Linked DNA regions of Mus musculus: region 1 is linked to region 2. A link is a loop called in an ENCODE intact Hi-C map of the cell type or tissue named here. Cell type or tissue: heart. All regions are shown on one strand.

What was found. Hi-C counts contacts between places; a loop is a spot of excess contacts. Peaks named below come from ENCODE experiments on the same cell type or tissue, not always from the same donor. Only the 100,000 strongest peaks of a DNase experiment are listed, where the experiment ranks them.
Region 1: a loop joins it to region 2, with 2.7 times the contacts of the local background. A loop is called at or near these places in 7 of 42 quality-filtered maps.

Annotation. Positions count from the first base shown.
Region 1 is chr5:147,415,465-147,423,464 of GRCm38, forward strand. D5Ertd605e (DNA segment, Chr 5, ERATO Doi 605, expressed) reads left to right here and starts at 3,156. Exons shown (of 3, transcript NR_033625.2): 1 at 3,156-3,237; 2 at 5,166-5,332; 3 at 6,768-7,580. In heart, CTCF peaks have their summits at 156 (motif pointing right) and 3,059 (motif pointing right); a DNase peak (open chromatin) is centred at 3,117; H3K4me3 peaks cover 182 bases.
Region 2 is chr5:147,530,051-147,538,050 of GRCm38, forward strand. Pan3 (PAN3 poly(A) specific ribonuclease subunit) reads left to right here. Exons shown (of 19, transcript NM_028291.5): 12 at 1-70; 13 at 1,167-1,257; 14 at 6,351-6,490. Among named protein-coding and RNA genes, the nearest start is that of Pan3, 100 kb to the left of the region's middle. In heart, a CTCF peak has its summit at 4,359 (motif pointing left); no DNase peak of the experiment used is centred here.

The DNA of each region.
Region 1 (8,000 bases), 110 kb before region 2:
ATTCTCCAAATCGTCTGGCTTTATGTCCAAACCAGGAGACATAAAGCCAGGTAGAGGAAGCGTTTATTATCCCAGTGGACACAACTAGAAAAGAACCCGTAGACATACTATAATTAATTAATAGCTGTGCCTGCTCAAGTGAGTACGCTAGAGAGGTGAAGGTAATGGTACAGCAGATGGCAGTAAACCCCACAGGATCATTGGGGAAGAGGTTGAAAAGCAAATGCCAGTGCCTTAGAAAACGACAGCTCTCTCTCTCTCTCTCTCTCCCTGTCTCTCTCTCTCTCTGTGTCTTTCTCTGTGACTCTGTCTCTCTGTCTCCCCCCCACCCCCCGCCCCACACATACATACCTATTACCCATGGAATGGAAACATGATGATGTAAAGAAACTTAAACAAGGTGACAATAATCAAAGAGAGCACAGCATTATGGAAAAGTCTCCAACAGAAGCCCCGACAGGAAAGATCCACGCCCAAATCTTGTCAGACCTTTAAAGAAAAGCTAGTATCAGTGCTCCTCAAACTATCCTGCAAAACAGACACTGAAAGAATGTTTCCAAACTCCAATCTACAAAGCTGCTATTACACTGTTAAAAACCTGATATAATAACATCCTCAACAAAACTATGTAACAATACCCTTCATAAATACAGTGGCAAAATTCATCAATTAAGATACTTGGAAACAGCCGGACTTGAAAACAGCCTGGCATGGTGGTGCACGCCTTTAATCCCAGCGCTCGGGAGGCAGAGGCAGGCGGATTTCTGAGTTCTAGGCCAGCCTGGTCTACAAAGTGAGCTCCAGGACAGCCAGAGCTATAAAGAGAAATCCTGTCTCGGAAAAAAAAAAAAAAAAAGAAAGAAAAAGAAAAAAAGAAAAAAAAGATACTTGGAAACAAAGAAACAAACAAAAAGAGATGTTTGGGACTATGCTAGGCAGTGGTGTTGGATATCTATCATTCTCTTAATCTCAGCCCTCCAGGGGCAGAGACAGGTAGAGCTCTGCTCTACAGAGTTCCAGGAAAGCCAGGGCTACACAGAGAAACCCTGTTTGAAGAGAGATAGAGGAAAAAAAAGATGCTTGGAAACATATTAATAACTCAGACATGATAATCAAGTTGGTTTTAGCCCATGGATGGTTCATCATGACAATAAGCATAATATAAAACACATTAAAAATCAGGGATAAAAGTTACTTGAAATCATATTATCTCAGTGGATGTTCAAAAAACCTTGATATTTATTGCTTAACATTCCTTCATTATAAAAGCCCTGAAAACCTCAGTAAGGAGGCTCTTGTCTCTTGTCTTACTTAGGTTTCTATTGCTGTGATAAATACGGTAACCAAAAACAACTTGAGAAGGAAAGGGTTTATTTCGTCTTACAGGGTGTTATTATCCAGAGAAGTCAGGACAGAAACTCAAAGCAAGACCCTGGTCACAAGACAAGGGAGTAGGCTCAGACAAGAATTTGGCCTTGGGCTAGGACAAGGCTCAAGATGAATACAGCTGGGGAATGTACAGTATTCCTCGTAATGCCTCAGCCTCATAAACCCCTAGACACAGTGACCACGTGGCTCTGTTTATTGCCTTGTTTATTCCTTGACTAGACTACTTTGCCTTTGATCTAGAACTAACCCTACTCTTTGCATATACCTAGAGTGGTATAATCAGACTGGGGGGCGGGGAAGCCCTGGTTAGGCCCTGGCTGGGGTCATGTTATAATGTTGTCTAATAGTCTTTTTTTTTTTTAATCCTTACTCCCTCCCTCAAGACCCTGTTGACTGACTGGGCTGGCTTGGTCAGGTATTTCAAATTTTAGGCAAAGCAAATTCGGCATGAGAACACAATAAGGATACGGACAGGAAAGGGAGGACAAGTCACCCCTGTTGCAGAAGGCATGACTCTATACTTAGCAGACCCTAAGGACTCCACCAGAGGACTGTAGAGTTGATAACTCTGGTGAAGCAGCAGTATTCAGAAATCAACATCTTTCACACACCAGTAATGAGTTTATGGAGAACTAGATCAAGAAAACAACCCCATTCACAATACCAGGAAAAAGCCAGACATGCAGGGGTAGCTCAGTGGTAAAGCAGTTGTCCACTGTGTACAAAGCCCTGGGTTCCATCCCTAATGAAACCAAAAGAAAACACTTAGGAGTCAACTCAACAAAAAGCCTTTGGTAGTACCTCCCTCACACCTTCAATCCCAGCACTGGGGATGCAGAGGCAGGTGGATCTCTGTGAGTTTGAGGCCAGCCTGATCTACAAACAGAGTTCCTGGCCAGCCAGGGCAACAGAGGGGAAACCTGTCTCAGATAACAACAAGAATAACAACAGCAACTTAACCAAAGAGGTGAAACTTAGCATTGAAGAATTAAAGAGCAAAATTAAAGATGACATTAGAAGATGGAAACACCTACTTTGTTCATGGATCAGATGGAATGGCTATACTTATAGGGAAAAAAATCCTAAAATTTTTATGGACTCCAAATTGTCAAAATAACAGAAAGAAGAAATACCTGACTTCATACACACTACAGAACCACACTAACAAAACTCGCCTGGTTTATGCAGAAAGCAAACATATGTATGAATGGAACAGAACATCCCTAAGAGAAGACATATACCAACAGGCCCAGCTCTCTGATTCTTGTTAAAAGTGTCCATGCCCAAAACAGATGTTGTATAAAACTTCAACAAATGGGGTTGGGGAAATAGGGTGTTCACTTGGACAAGGGATCTAGATAATCTGTCTGTCTCTCTCCTAAGTCAACTCAAAATGGATGAAATGCTTCCTGTGGTTTGTATATCAAATGCTCCCACCTCAGCAACTCCCTACACACACACACACACACACACACACACACACACACACACACACACACACAATGAGTTCCTGTGGTTTGTATATCAAATGCTCCCACCTCAGCAACTCCCTACACACACACACACACACACACACACACACACACACACACACACACACACAAAATGAGTTAGGCTCATGTGTTTCCACTCTGCCTCCAGCTGGTGGCGCTGTTATGACTCTTGGAGGAGGTGCAGCCTTGCTGGACAAAGTGGCTCCCAAGGAGCCAACTTTGAGGTCTTATAGCCCAGCCCCATTTCCTGTTCTCGGCTTCCTGACTGCTGATGAATGTAACTAGCTGCCTCACGATCCCTCACGATCCTTCCTGCGGGCTCCTTTCCCTGCCATGGCATGGCCCCTCTTAAACTGTAAGTCATAGAACCCTTGCTACTGTAAATCACTTCTGGTCAGGTATTTAGGCACAGCAATGAGAAAATAGCAAATTAAATACCCTTTAAAACAGTGTTGCATGCATGCATGCATGTGCATGTGAAGACCTGAGGTTGATGTTGAGAATTTTGCTGTTTCTCCTTACCCTATTCGCTGAGGCAGGACTGCTCAGTCAACCCTAGAGCTCTGTGATACGTCTTGTCTCACTAGGCAGCTTGCTCATTTCCCATTTCGTCAGGATTGACATGCTAGATTACTGCATTAGAAGTTCTAACCGACTCATCACACCGACTGCTGTTAAACACAGGGACAGCAGATGCCCAGGGCATACAGTTCATGGTTTTATTTGTCTTAAACTCTTAGTGTCAGCTGTGCTTATTACAATTCCATAATTCTATTAAATCGCATAACAGTGGCATTTAAAAAAAATCTTAAATTTTGAAAGTATTAGAACAAAATGGGAAACTCACTAAGCTGTAGGTCCAAGCAGCAATTTCATAAACAGAACTCCAATAGCTCAGGAAATAAAAGGAAGAATTTATAAATGGAACAAAATAAAAAAGTTCCTCCTATATACATACAGGAATAAGTGAATAAATGAATCTTTTTATCAATTTTTTTTGTTTTGTTTTTTGTTTTTTGTTTTTCGAGACAGGGTTTGTGTAGCCCTGGCTGTCCTGGAACTCATTCTGTAGACCAGGCTGGCCTCAAACTCAGAAATCCGCCTGCCTCTGCCTCCCAAGTGCTGGGATTAAAGGCGTGCGCCTCCACGCCTGGCTCAGATGAAAGGTTTTCAACATTTCAGCAACACATACACCGTGTCTTGGAAATGACTGATACAACTTGTGCTAAATAGGATTCAACTTATAGTTTACTGATTTTTGAATATACCACGTGTGTGTAGGTGTCCCTGGAAGCTGGAAGAGCCTGTCAGATCCCCTGGAGCTGGTTTTAGGCAGTTGTGAGCTGCCTGACATGGGTGCAGAGAACTTTAATGCAGGTTCCCGGCGAGAGCAGCCACAGTTGAAACTGCTGAGCCATATCTCTAGCCTCTAGCTTATTACTTAGAACAAACAAACAAACAACAAATAAACACGGGCATTAAACGTCATGGATTGCTTTTTTCTGAAACCATTGGAGCCTTCTCTTATGCTGTTAATGTGATGGTTGGTACTGATTTTCAACTGTCAAGTCATGCTTACATTCCTGGGGTACACTCATCTTTCATTGTGTTTTATTCAATTTTATAGTCATTTACTTTTCCATTTATATCTAAACAATATAGTAAAACAGACTTTGGTGGTATAGCCAGGGCTAGGCTAGAAACTCACTGGTCAGTCTAGGCTGACCTCAAGTCAGAGCTCCTTCTTATTGAACTCCTAGGTGCTGGATTTCAGACAGGAGCTCCTATTCCTTGGTCAAAATTCATTCATTCTGTTAGATTTTTTTCAATGAATAAGTTCTATTAACTTGGTGTTTATTGACTATTGGTTCTGTGTATTAGTAATATCTGGGTTACATATATTTTTCCCCCTGATGTCATTACTTATTTTTAGTCTCATTCCTAATCCATTCATTTAAAGTTGTTTTTCTTCCTTTTCTTTCTTTCTTTTTTTTTTCTGAGACAGGGTTTCTCTTTATAGTCCTGGATGTCCTGGAACTCACTCTGAAGACCAGGCTGGCCTTGAACTCAGATATCTACCTGCCTCTGCCTTCCAAGTGCTGGGATTAAAGGCGTGCGCCACCACTGTCCGGCTAAAGTTACTTTTCTTATAGTCTTTAACAGTATTTCATAAGAATGGACATGTACGTTAAATTATCTTTTAAAAATATTTTCTAGTTCTATTATTTTTTTCTTAGCCTCTTGGGTTATTTAAAGGTGTGTTTATTTTGTTTTGTTTTTCAGACATCATGCAGCTCTGACTGGCCTGGAACTCTGTCTGTAGACCAGACGGGTCTCAAATTCACAGCCACACACCTGCCTTTGCCTCCTCAATGCTGGTCTCTTTCACAACGATTATTTTTTCATAGTTTTTGCTGCTGGAATCCAACACACCACCTTGAGCATGCTAGGTAAGCTTCCTACCGCCATCTAATTACCAGCTCTACTACTATTCACTTATTTATAAAACATTCTTTTCTGTGTATGAATGTTTTGCCTGCATATGTTTGTGTATCATTTGTATGCAGTGCCCTCTGAGGCCAGGAGGAGGTGTGGGATCCTATTACAGACAGTTGTGAGCTGTCATGCAGATGCTGAGAATTGAACCTGCTTCTTGGAACGGCAGCCAGTGCTTTGAACTGCGGTGTCCTCTCTCCAGTGCTTTGAACTGTGGTGCCCTCTCTCTAGTGCTTTGAACTGCGGTGCCCTCTCTCCAGTGCTTTGAACTGCCGTGTCCTCTCTCCAGTGCTTTGAACTGCGGTGCCCTCTCTCCAGTGCTTTGAACTGCGGTGCCCTCTCTCCAGTGCTTTGAACTGTGGTGCCCTCTCTCCAGTGCTTTGAACTGCGGTGCCCTCTCTCTAGTGCTTTGAACTGCTGTGTCCTCTCTCCAGTGCTTTGAACTGCGGCGTCCTCTCTCCAGTGCTTTGAACTGCCGTGTCCTCTCTCCAGTGCTTTGAACTGCGGCGTCCTCTCTCCAGTGCTTTGAACTGCTGTGTCCTCTCTCTAGTGCTTTGAACTGCTGTGCCCTCTCTCCAGTGCTTTGAACTGCGGCGTCCTCTCTCCAGTGCTTTGAACTGCCGTGTCCTCTCTCCAGTGCTTTGAACTTCGGTGCCCTCTCTCCAGTGCTTTGAACTGCGGTGCCCTCTCTCCAGTGCTTTGAACTGTGGTGCCCTCTCTTGAGTGCTTTGAACTGCGGTGTCCTCTCTCCAGTGCTTTGAACTGCTGTGTCCTCTCTCCAGTGCTTTGAACTGCTGTGTCCTCTCTCCAGTGCTTTGAACTGCTGTGTCCTCTCTCTAGTGCTTTGAACTGCGGTGCCCTCTCTCCAGTGCTTTGAACTGTGGTGCCCTCTCTCGAGTGCTTTGAACTGCCGTGTCCTCTCTCCAGTGCTTTGAACTGTGGTGCCCTCTCTCCAGTGCTTTAAACTGCGGCGTCCTCTCTCCAGTGCTTTGAACTGCTGTGTCCTCTCTCTAGTGCTTTGAACTGCTGTGCCCTCTCTCCAGTGCTTTGAACTGCGGTGCCCTCTCTCCAGTGCTTTGAACTGCCGTGTCCTCTCTCCAGACTCCCTATTTTCTTTTAAAGTTTGATTGTTGACATTATTTTCTATTCCAGGCCCACTGTAATTAGAAATAATGTGTGTGGGGTTCAGGAGATGCTCAGAGGTAAAGAGCACAGTTGTTCTTGCAGAGGACCTGGATCCAGGCCCCAGCACCCACATCTGGTAGCTCAGAACCCACTATTACTCCAGTTCTTGGGGTTCTGACATCTATGGGCCTTGGTAGATACCTGTACAAACAGACAAACATACAGTTAGAAATATGTTTTAAAAATCTATACCTGTCTTTAAAGGGTGGACTTCCTTGAGCTGTTGGTCACAAGAATACAGGCAACTGCCACTGATGTTGGTTGCCCACCGGAGCTGGAAGGTGGCTGATGATTTCATACGCCTTGTTCGCCAGACATACAGAAACTCAAGTGGAACTGAGCTGGAGGCTTCATCTCTGCTGGCTCACGTTTCCAGTGGGAGCTATGCAGGCTGCAGCGGGAGAACTGTCAGCCACAGTCTCACTCAGCAGTGAATTCTGGGTGCAAACACTACAGACCAGCCAGAGATGTGCCTACTTGTACAGCAGGGGCAAGTCTATTATGGGGGACAACCCACTGTTTTCTGACTGGATTTGAGGCCTGCTCAACACGAGGCAATTCCTGTCTGACACTGTACTCTGGTCAAAAGCCCATGGCTGGGGAAGTCATAGGCCCTAATGGGGAAGCCACTGATGTGTTGCCAACTGAACACGATGTCCTATCAAATTGCCTTCTAATCAACCACATTTATTCCTACAAACTAATGCTATATCAGCTTTGGTTAAAAATAAAATGCTCTTCGTGGTAGGAGTGATGATTTGAATATGCTTGGCCTAGGAGTGGCACTATTAGGAGGTGTGGCCTTGTTGCAGGAAGTGTGTAGTTGTGGCCATGGGCTTTAAGACTCTCATCCTAGCTCCCTGGAAGTCAGTCTTCTCCTAGCAGCCTTCAGATGAAGATGTAGACCTCTCAGCTCCTCCAGCACCATGCTGGCCTGGATGCTGCCATGCTCCCGCCTTGATGATAATGGACTGAACCTCTGAACCTATAGGCCAGCCCCAATTAAATGTTGTCCTTATATGAGTTGTCTTGGTCATGGTGTCTGTTCACAGCAGTAAAACACTAAGACAGTGGGCAACTACAGAACTTTATGGCAAATGTAGACGCTTACACTTGGTATCTTAATCACCCCCTCCAATACTGCAGAGGGACAGAAAGGGAAAGCTAGAGAAGGGTGTGTCTCTGAAGGTCATAGTGTGGAAGGCTGAGTTCCAGGTATACCTTAGCTGTTGCATTCTTGGAACCCATAATAACTCAGATCACCTGTCTATGATCTGGCCTGTCAATACCCAGTCATGGTATGCAGAGGTGCTCATGGGGCCCCATACAGTTAAATGGTGGATGGCACAGGGTGTGGAGTGGTGGACAGTGAGAGGAAGCCTGGTAAGGTCAAGCTAGGGCTTGAAGCCCCAGAGACCCAGAAGGGACAGTAGGAGC
Region 2 (8,000 bases):
CCATTCATACAGCAGGTTTGGCCTGTAGAGTAATGGACCCAACGAAGATTCTGATAACCAGCAAAACAAGGTACTAGCATTTTCAATGTTCTGAATCTGGGTTTCTTGTCATTTTTCTTTAGTGATCTATTTAGTGTGTGTGTGTGTGTGTGTGTGTGTGTGTGTGTGTGTGTGTGTGTGTGTTGTGTGTTCTGCCTGCATACATATGTGTGCATCACATGTGCTTGGTGCCCATGGAAGCCAGAAGAAGTTATTAGGTTCCCTGGAGTTAACAGATGGTTGTGAATTATCCTTAGAAAGGTTGGCAAGAGTCACAAAGGTATTTGACAATAAAGACAAAAGTATCAGCACCACTTTCTTGTACAGAACCATCATTCTTAAGTTGCACCGTAAGTCAGTCTCAGATTGGTGGGCTCTGCCTGCACAGCTGGTGATGTAGGAAGTCTACAGAGTTTGTATTGTTAACAAGTTGTTAAATGATTATTGATTAGGATCTAAGTGTTGAGGATAATACAGTGAGGTAACAGAGATCTTAGCTTCAGCTAATACTTTAGTGTCCATAATATTTTGCAAGTTGTTTTGGGCAGCACAGCATGTGGAAGTGAAGATAGTGACTGGACCTTGGGGTTAATACCTATAGTCTCGTTACTTGGGAGGCTAACAGCTTGGGCTACAACATAGAGACAGACCCTACACACATACACATACACACACACACACACACACACACACACACACACACACACACACACAGAGTAAAAACCAACAAAACAGTAAAGCCCCAAAGTGCCCTGGTTCATTTTCTTGCCTGTTGATAATTGAGGAAATTTTTGGCTTTTCTAAGCTTCAGCAGTGCTGCTAGCCAGTGCTGTGACTGTCTGATAAACTCATTCAGAGGTTTGAGTTAAAACAAGTAAGACGCTAAGAACACAGCTAAGACACAGTGTCAGCTGCATCTTTAGGAAAGTGAAGGATTACCATTCCGGCTCTTTTCAGTTACTAACTTTATGCCTGGAGTCGCACCATTTAATGTCTCTCAGGCTGAGTTTCATGATCTTTGAAATGGTTGTTGGTTTTGTGGGTGGGGAGGATGGAGATGGACATTAGTCATTAACATTTTAGATCCCATCTTAATTATGTTCTTTAAATTGTTTTGATCCTTACAGGTTACGAGTAAATTGTGTAGGAGTCTTTGATGTTTTAACATTTGATAACAGTCAAAATAATAATCCTTTGGCATTAATGGCTCAGTACCAGGTGAGTAAGAATTAGTATGGCTGCTTATTTTGGTTTTTGGTTTTTTTTTTTTGTTTTTTCTCTTAAGCTAAACTTGGTTTTAAAGTATTTGGGGTTTTAAGTTTTCCTGCTCAGTGTTTGATAGCTGTTAGTTTTACTCTAGAATGCTTGTCCTACTACATTATCTTCCAAGGATTGACATTAGAGCACCCTGTCCTATGTTTTTCCTTTGTTGCCATAAAGGCTGTCATTTTTTGTATATTACCAGAATTTTATTATTCTCTAAATTCACTCTATTATTTCTGATTCATGCTCCATAGTGTTCTTAGCTATTTTCTTACTTATTTTCTTATTGACATAGAACTTAAGAACCCATTCCTGGGTATGTAATCTAGTGGTAGAAAAGTTCTTAGCAAATTCCAGGCTCTGCATTGCTCTCCATATGCCAGTACTGAAAAAAAAAAAAAAACAGAGAGACTATCCCTGTGGGGAAGGAGTAGGGTAGGCGCTTCCATTTGGATTCCTGTATGTAAGAACCTGGGTAGCTGGTTTGTCTTGCAGTGCTTCACATTGATATACAGCTGTTGCTAAAGCTGGTTTTAGGTTTTGTGTGTAAGAAGTCATGCGAGGTTTGCTTATTTGTGTTTAGCTGCTTGTTAATCTGAGGTTTGATGCAAGGCAGAATGGCTTGGTCACATGAGGAGGCACTATTCTGTTGTCCTCCACTGTTCAACTTTGGTTTGTTTCAAAAGAAGTTTTAGTTTACTTTAGGGTAAGACAAGTTTCAGAACAAGAAGGAAGGAAATGATGGGATGAGAAATAAGAGTCCCGGGCCCTGTTCTGTGTTTGGCTTCATGCGACAGTCTGCGGCTGTTGGGGATTTAGAGGCACTCTGACACCCATGTGTTTGCATGCCGTTCCTATCTTAGTTCCCCTTGGCTGTGCCTACCTTAGCAGGCTGCCTTGGTTGATATCTGGTATCCAGTAGGCAATGTGGGAAGGAATCGTGATGTGAGTGAGCACAGAGCACACCTCCAGCAGCAGATTTCTTCCATCTAAGTATGGTCTACTCCTCCTCTTCTCATGGACTGTTATTTCTTAGTGTCTTCTGCTGCTGCGTTATACTTAGGAACTCATTGGCCTAATTTTTATCTTCATCCAAAAGTGACTAATGAGCTAGGTGTGCACTAGGGAGTAGGCTGAAGGCAGGTCAGTGAGTTTGAAGATAGAATAGGCTACTTTGAGCCGGAATGTGACTGAAAATTACTAAATACTAGTGATTTAGATATGTCTTAAGAAAGTTATGCTACATTTTTGGATAGTATTTAAAGCCAGTACTACCAGGAATCTAGAAACTTCTTGTCCAGGCTAAAAAAAAAATAAAACTCGTGTCTTAAGATTATCACTGTATATTTTAGATAGAATTTGACTAAGAAGCTGTGCACAAAACCTTGGGTTCAACCTCTAGCACTAAACTATTGCTTATTACTATAAAACAAGGCTACTTTGAATTTTCTGAGTCACTTTTTTGTGTTTTGCAGATGGGTACTATTTCACTTACTTTATTGTGTAATAGCTTGTAAAATGAGGCTTTTTTAAAAGGGAGATAGATATTACCTTGAATTACAACCAACCAGCTATTTTATAAGCCTGGGGCAACCATTTTATTATAAATAAAATTTTAAAATTATAATAAAGTGCCTTTATTTATAAACTGTCAGCTTTCACCCAGTTGTCACTCTCTTTACTTTTCAGTAAAATGCATTTCTCAGGTTTCTTTTCTCTTTTTATTGTATGGATGTAGAAGATTTTTGTATAGATTATTATAGCAAGGCCTAGAAGAGATTTACAGACAATCCCAAAGGGGAGGTTTGTTTTTTGTTTTGTTTTGTGAGGGCTCAGGAGAGAGGAGCGCATTGTTTCTTGTAGTCTATTTCTCACAGTCTGCTTCAGACACGTGATTAGAGACTGACTTTCAGTAAAGTGGACATAAGTAGAGCCATAGATAAAATCAGAGAAAAAAAACAAGAAACCAAGAATCAGGAAGACACTGAAAATGAGTTGGGGGGAACCTCCTGAATTCAACAAATGGGGGTAAAAACCAGATGGAGGTAAGAAGCAAAAAAAATGGAAAATTATTTAGCTGGAAAATACAGGGGAAAAAAGAGTTCCTTGAGTCATTAATGCCAAAATTTCTTAACTAATGAAGACTATTAATCTTTTATTTAAAAGTAAGTTGTAATGTAAATTCTTTTATGTAGTGTGTATATCTTCTTTCTGAGTTTACGTCCCGAGTCAGCTTTAGATAGGTGCAACACTCAGATACCCACGTAGCCCTCCTGTGGGCCCTTTGTTCTCACATAGGATATGAAATATTTTAGGAGGAAGGCATCAAACCAGGGTAGAGCCAGACTGAGACTTGTTCCGTTTCAAAGCTTGGGAGGCTGTCTGATGTTACAGTCTGCTCACACACTTGATAAATGAGCACCTGTAGTTTACTTTGCTGACTACAATGTATTGAAACCGTGTAGAAATGGGAAATACTACGTATTTCTCAAAGCCAAAAGTTTTGTACTTTCATCAGCACAACTTGGGAGATTTTATTTGTTCTTACGTTGACTGAAGGACTCCTAACTTTCAGTAGCCAGACAGGGATGACATTGGCACCTCCCACCAACCTGCGCCCTCCCACACCAGGCTGCAGTCAGGGTCCCTAAATCTGGTATTAATCCTTGGCTTCTTCCAACAAATTCAACATATTTTGTACATTTACTCAGTTTTCACCTGATCACAGAAACTCATGTGTAAAATGTCAGGGCTGTACTGGTAGTTTTGAATAAAATGTTGAGTTTGAATAGCTAAGTGTTTTAGTAATGGAGTCTAGCATGTAAACTATTTAGGTCAAATGTTAGGGATAGCCATCTGTTGCTGCAGTTCACTGGTGAATCCTTAGAACCCTTGGCTCCCTGCATGCCCATTTCATATTCTATCAAGGCCCCATGCTTCTCAGCCACTCAGAACAGACACACCAACCCCTAGACTTTATCACTTATTTTGAACTTATTTTGAACCACATGGTGGGTCACAACCATCTGTAACAAAAATCTGATGCCCTCTTCTGGAGTAACTGAAGACAGCTACACACACATAACCAAAACTCATGCGAGGAGGAGGCTACTTAGACATCATTTTATTTAATTTGGTTTGTATTTTAGCTCTTTGGATTTTTTTTTTTTTTTTTTTTTTTTTTTTTTTTTTTTTTTTGGTTTCTCGAGACAGGGTTTCTCTGTATAACCCTGGCTGTCCTGGAACCCACTTTGTAGACCAGGCTAGCCTCTTTCTCAGAAATCCACCTGCCTCTGCCTCCCGAGTGCTGGGATTAAAGGCGTGCACCACCACACCCGGCTCTTTGGATGTTTTTAATGTATGGCTAGATTTGAAAACTCCTATAAGAAAAAAAAATGTTCAGTAGATGAACATGGATTCAGTAACTGACTTGGTATCTCAGATCCTAAGTATTTATAGAAATCATCAGTAAAAGTTACTTCAATTGTATTCCATGCTTAAAGCAACCACATTCTTTTAGGCATGTGATGATTGTCATTGTAGAGGAGTATTGCTAGGGACTGTTTTGTTTGCTGGAGTTGTTTTGTTTTTTGTTTGTTTGTTTGTTTGTTTTTGTTTTTTGAGACAGGGTTTCTCTGTATAGCCCTGGCTGTCCTGGAACTCAGAAATCCGCCTGCCGGGGCTGGTGAGATGGCTCAGCGGTTAAGAGCACCGACTGCTCTTCCAAAAGTCCTGAGTTCAAATCCCAGCAACCACATGGTGGCTCACAACCATCTGTAATGAGATCTGATGCCCTCTTCTGGAGTATCTGAAGACAGCTACACACATATAATAAATAAATAAATCTTTAAAAAAAAAAAAAAAGCCTCTGCCTCCAGAGTGCTGGGATTAAAGGCGTGCGCCAGCATGCCCGGCTGTTTGCTGGAGTTGTAAGCAGTGCTCAAATTCTTTTAGAACAGTGGTTTTCAGTCTGGGGGTTGTGACCCCTTTAAAGGTCAAATGACCCTTTCCCAGGGGTCAGATATTAGATTGTTATAATCCATAACAGTAGCAAAACCACAGTTATGAAATAGCAATGAAAACAACTTTATAGGTAGGCGTCACCACCCCATGAGGAGCTGTATTAAAGGGTCACAGCGTTAGGAAGGTCCTGATGACCACTGTTAGAAGGAAAACCTCACGATAATGGACCATTTTTAAAACAAAAAATGGAGGGAAAAAGAATTCAAAGACCTATTATTATCAGTGAGCAAAAATAGCTCACTATTGGAAAACAAAGACACGGGGTGTCATTGATGTCTGCCGTTTTGATGTTCTATGATAACTGTGATCTGAATGCTTACTTGTAGGGGGCTGTCTTGTCTCCACATTCACATGGCTATCTTGAACTCAGGAAATGTGTGTTTAGTCACAGTGATCTTGGCAAAGCAAGCATGTAGTGGCCCTCAGTTCTGTGAAACGGGGAAGAGTATCAGTTGCATTTAAAATTTCAGAATAAAAATACAAATGTTGGAACAAGTGAGAGAGATAGCTCAGCACATTAAGACATCTATCATGTTAGCCTGGAGACCTCTTGAGGTGAATCTCTGTAGCCTGCATGTAAAGGTGGGAAGAGAAAGCTACTTCAGAGTTGTCTTGGTACCTGTCTCAACCCCCTCCTGCACCCATCCCCCACCCCCGAAAACATAAAAGCTTGTAAAAGCAACAGTTCCATAATTGGAATGTAAATTGTTTACAGTAATGTTTCCTAAAAGTATGGTGGTCCTAGAAATGCTTTCATTAGGATGACTTGGATGCCCTCAAATGTTTGGACCTATTAATTAAATGAGACTGTGACAGAGAGGCTCAGTAAAGTCACAGTGATTCTTACAAGTAACCATGCTCCTCGTGTCTCTCTGTCTCTCTCTCTCTCTCTTTTCTCTTTTTCTCTCTCTGTGTCTCTGTCTCTCTCTCATAATGTGCTATTCCTGTTAGGTGATGTGTTCAGTGTGTTTGAAAATATACCTGTAAAGCAGAAATTAAAAGTTATGTTTATTTTCTCATGTCAGCAAGCAGATCTGATATCATTAGGAAAAGTTGTGTTGGCTTTGGCTTGCAACTCTTTGGCAGGAATTCAGCGAGAAAATTTACAGAAAGCCATGGAATTGGTGACAATCAACTACTCCTCTGACCTGAAGAACCTCATCTTGTAAGTCCATGAAGCAGAGTGGTCCTCTGTGATTAAGATAGAGATTTCCATAGGAGCCGTCCCACTGTTTAAAGTTAGCAGACACAAGCAGTTATTGATTTCCTAATTTTTATTGATAACTATGTATTTCTTAGGATGGATATATAAACCAGTTTGTTAGTCACTTGGTCAGAGAGTGCCTTCTAGAGTTGTACTGATAGCCACTTGTTGCTAGCTCTTGGGTTACACTAGTCATACTGAAGAGCTCCACAGCCATGTATGTAGACCCCAGCTAAGGCATGGACAACAAAGAAATGAAAAGAGCCTTTTCATCTTTTGAGCTCCCTCGGCCAGTGTTGCTCTAGATAGTGAGAGATGCTGTAATGCAGCCTCCTTCAAAGTCCAGTTATGTGTATGAATCTCTGCTCCAGGGGTGCAAGTCAACGGAAGACTCCAAGAAGTCTTTGAATATAAGTTTGGGATGAATTTGACTTTCACTGTGGACTACCATTACCACCAAAGGATTCATTACTGTCTCTTGACACGAGCGGGAGGGCACACAACTTTTACTACAGCTATGAGTTTAATCTAGGGGGAAAGATGCTAAGAAAACTCTTCAAATTTTCCCTATTATGTTCTAGAAGCCATTAGAATTTATTGATCCTAATCAATAGTCTCTTTTAGCTTCCAGTGAACCTTTCTGCTCTTTCTGTGTAGCCCTGGATGATCCAGTTTCTTTTTGGACCAGCCCTGGGGTATGGAACTGGGGGATGGAGGATGGGGCTGCCCACCTGTTCTTTGTTACATTGGCTTCACCGTCTTGCTTGTGAGACACTAGAAGCCAGTGCTTGCCTGGGACCTAGAAGTAGTCAGTTAAGATGGTAGAGCGTTGGGAAGAAGGATTTGTGTATGATTCCACCCTTAGTTTGCAATGTCCAGGGTTTTCTGGACAGTTACAGGCTATATAATACTAGATACACCTTTTTTAAAAAGTAGAAGTTAAGGATACTTTTCAAATTTTCTTTATATTAATAATTATTGAAAGAGGATAATAATATATGTGAGGTTTCATATACTATTCTTTTTAAATACTTGAAGATTTCCTTAGAAAACAGTAAATAATTTTTTAAAAAATCCTTTGTTAGTGACAATAAAATGGTACATAAGTAAAAAGTCATCTCTCATTAGTCACAGTAAATACCACCAGGTCTCCGTAAGACTGCTTGACATGAATTGCAGTTCAGTCTCAAATAACCTGCAAGTGGGGTGTCATTATTAGCCCCATTTTAGATACAAGAAAGCTGAGAAAGTAGACTTGTCCATATGGCACATAGCTGGTAATAGCTTTTAGTATGATTAGGTAAATGTTGTAAACGTTAGTGGTTATAATGGATAACTAAGATAGTTTGTGTGGTTATAATCATTCATTTACTCATCAAAAGGATGCTTACATAGGGGTTGGAAAGATGGCTCAGCACTTACGAGCATTGGCTGCTCTTCCAGAGACCTAAGTTCAATTCCCGGCACCCAC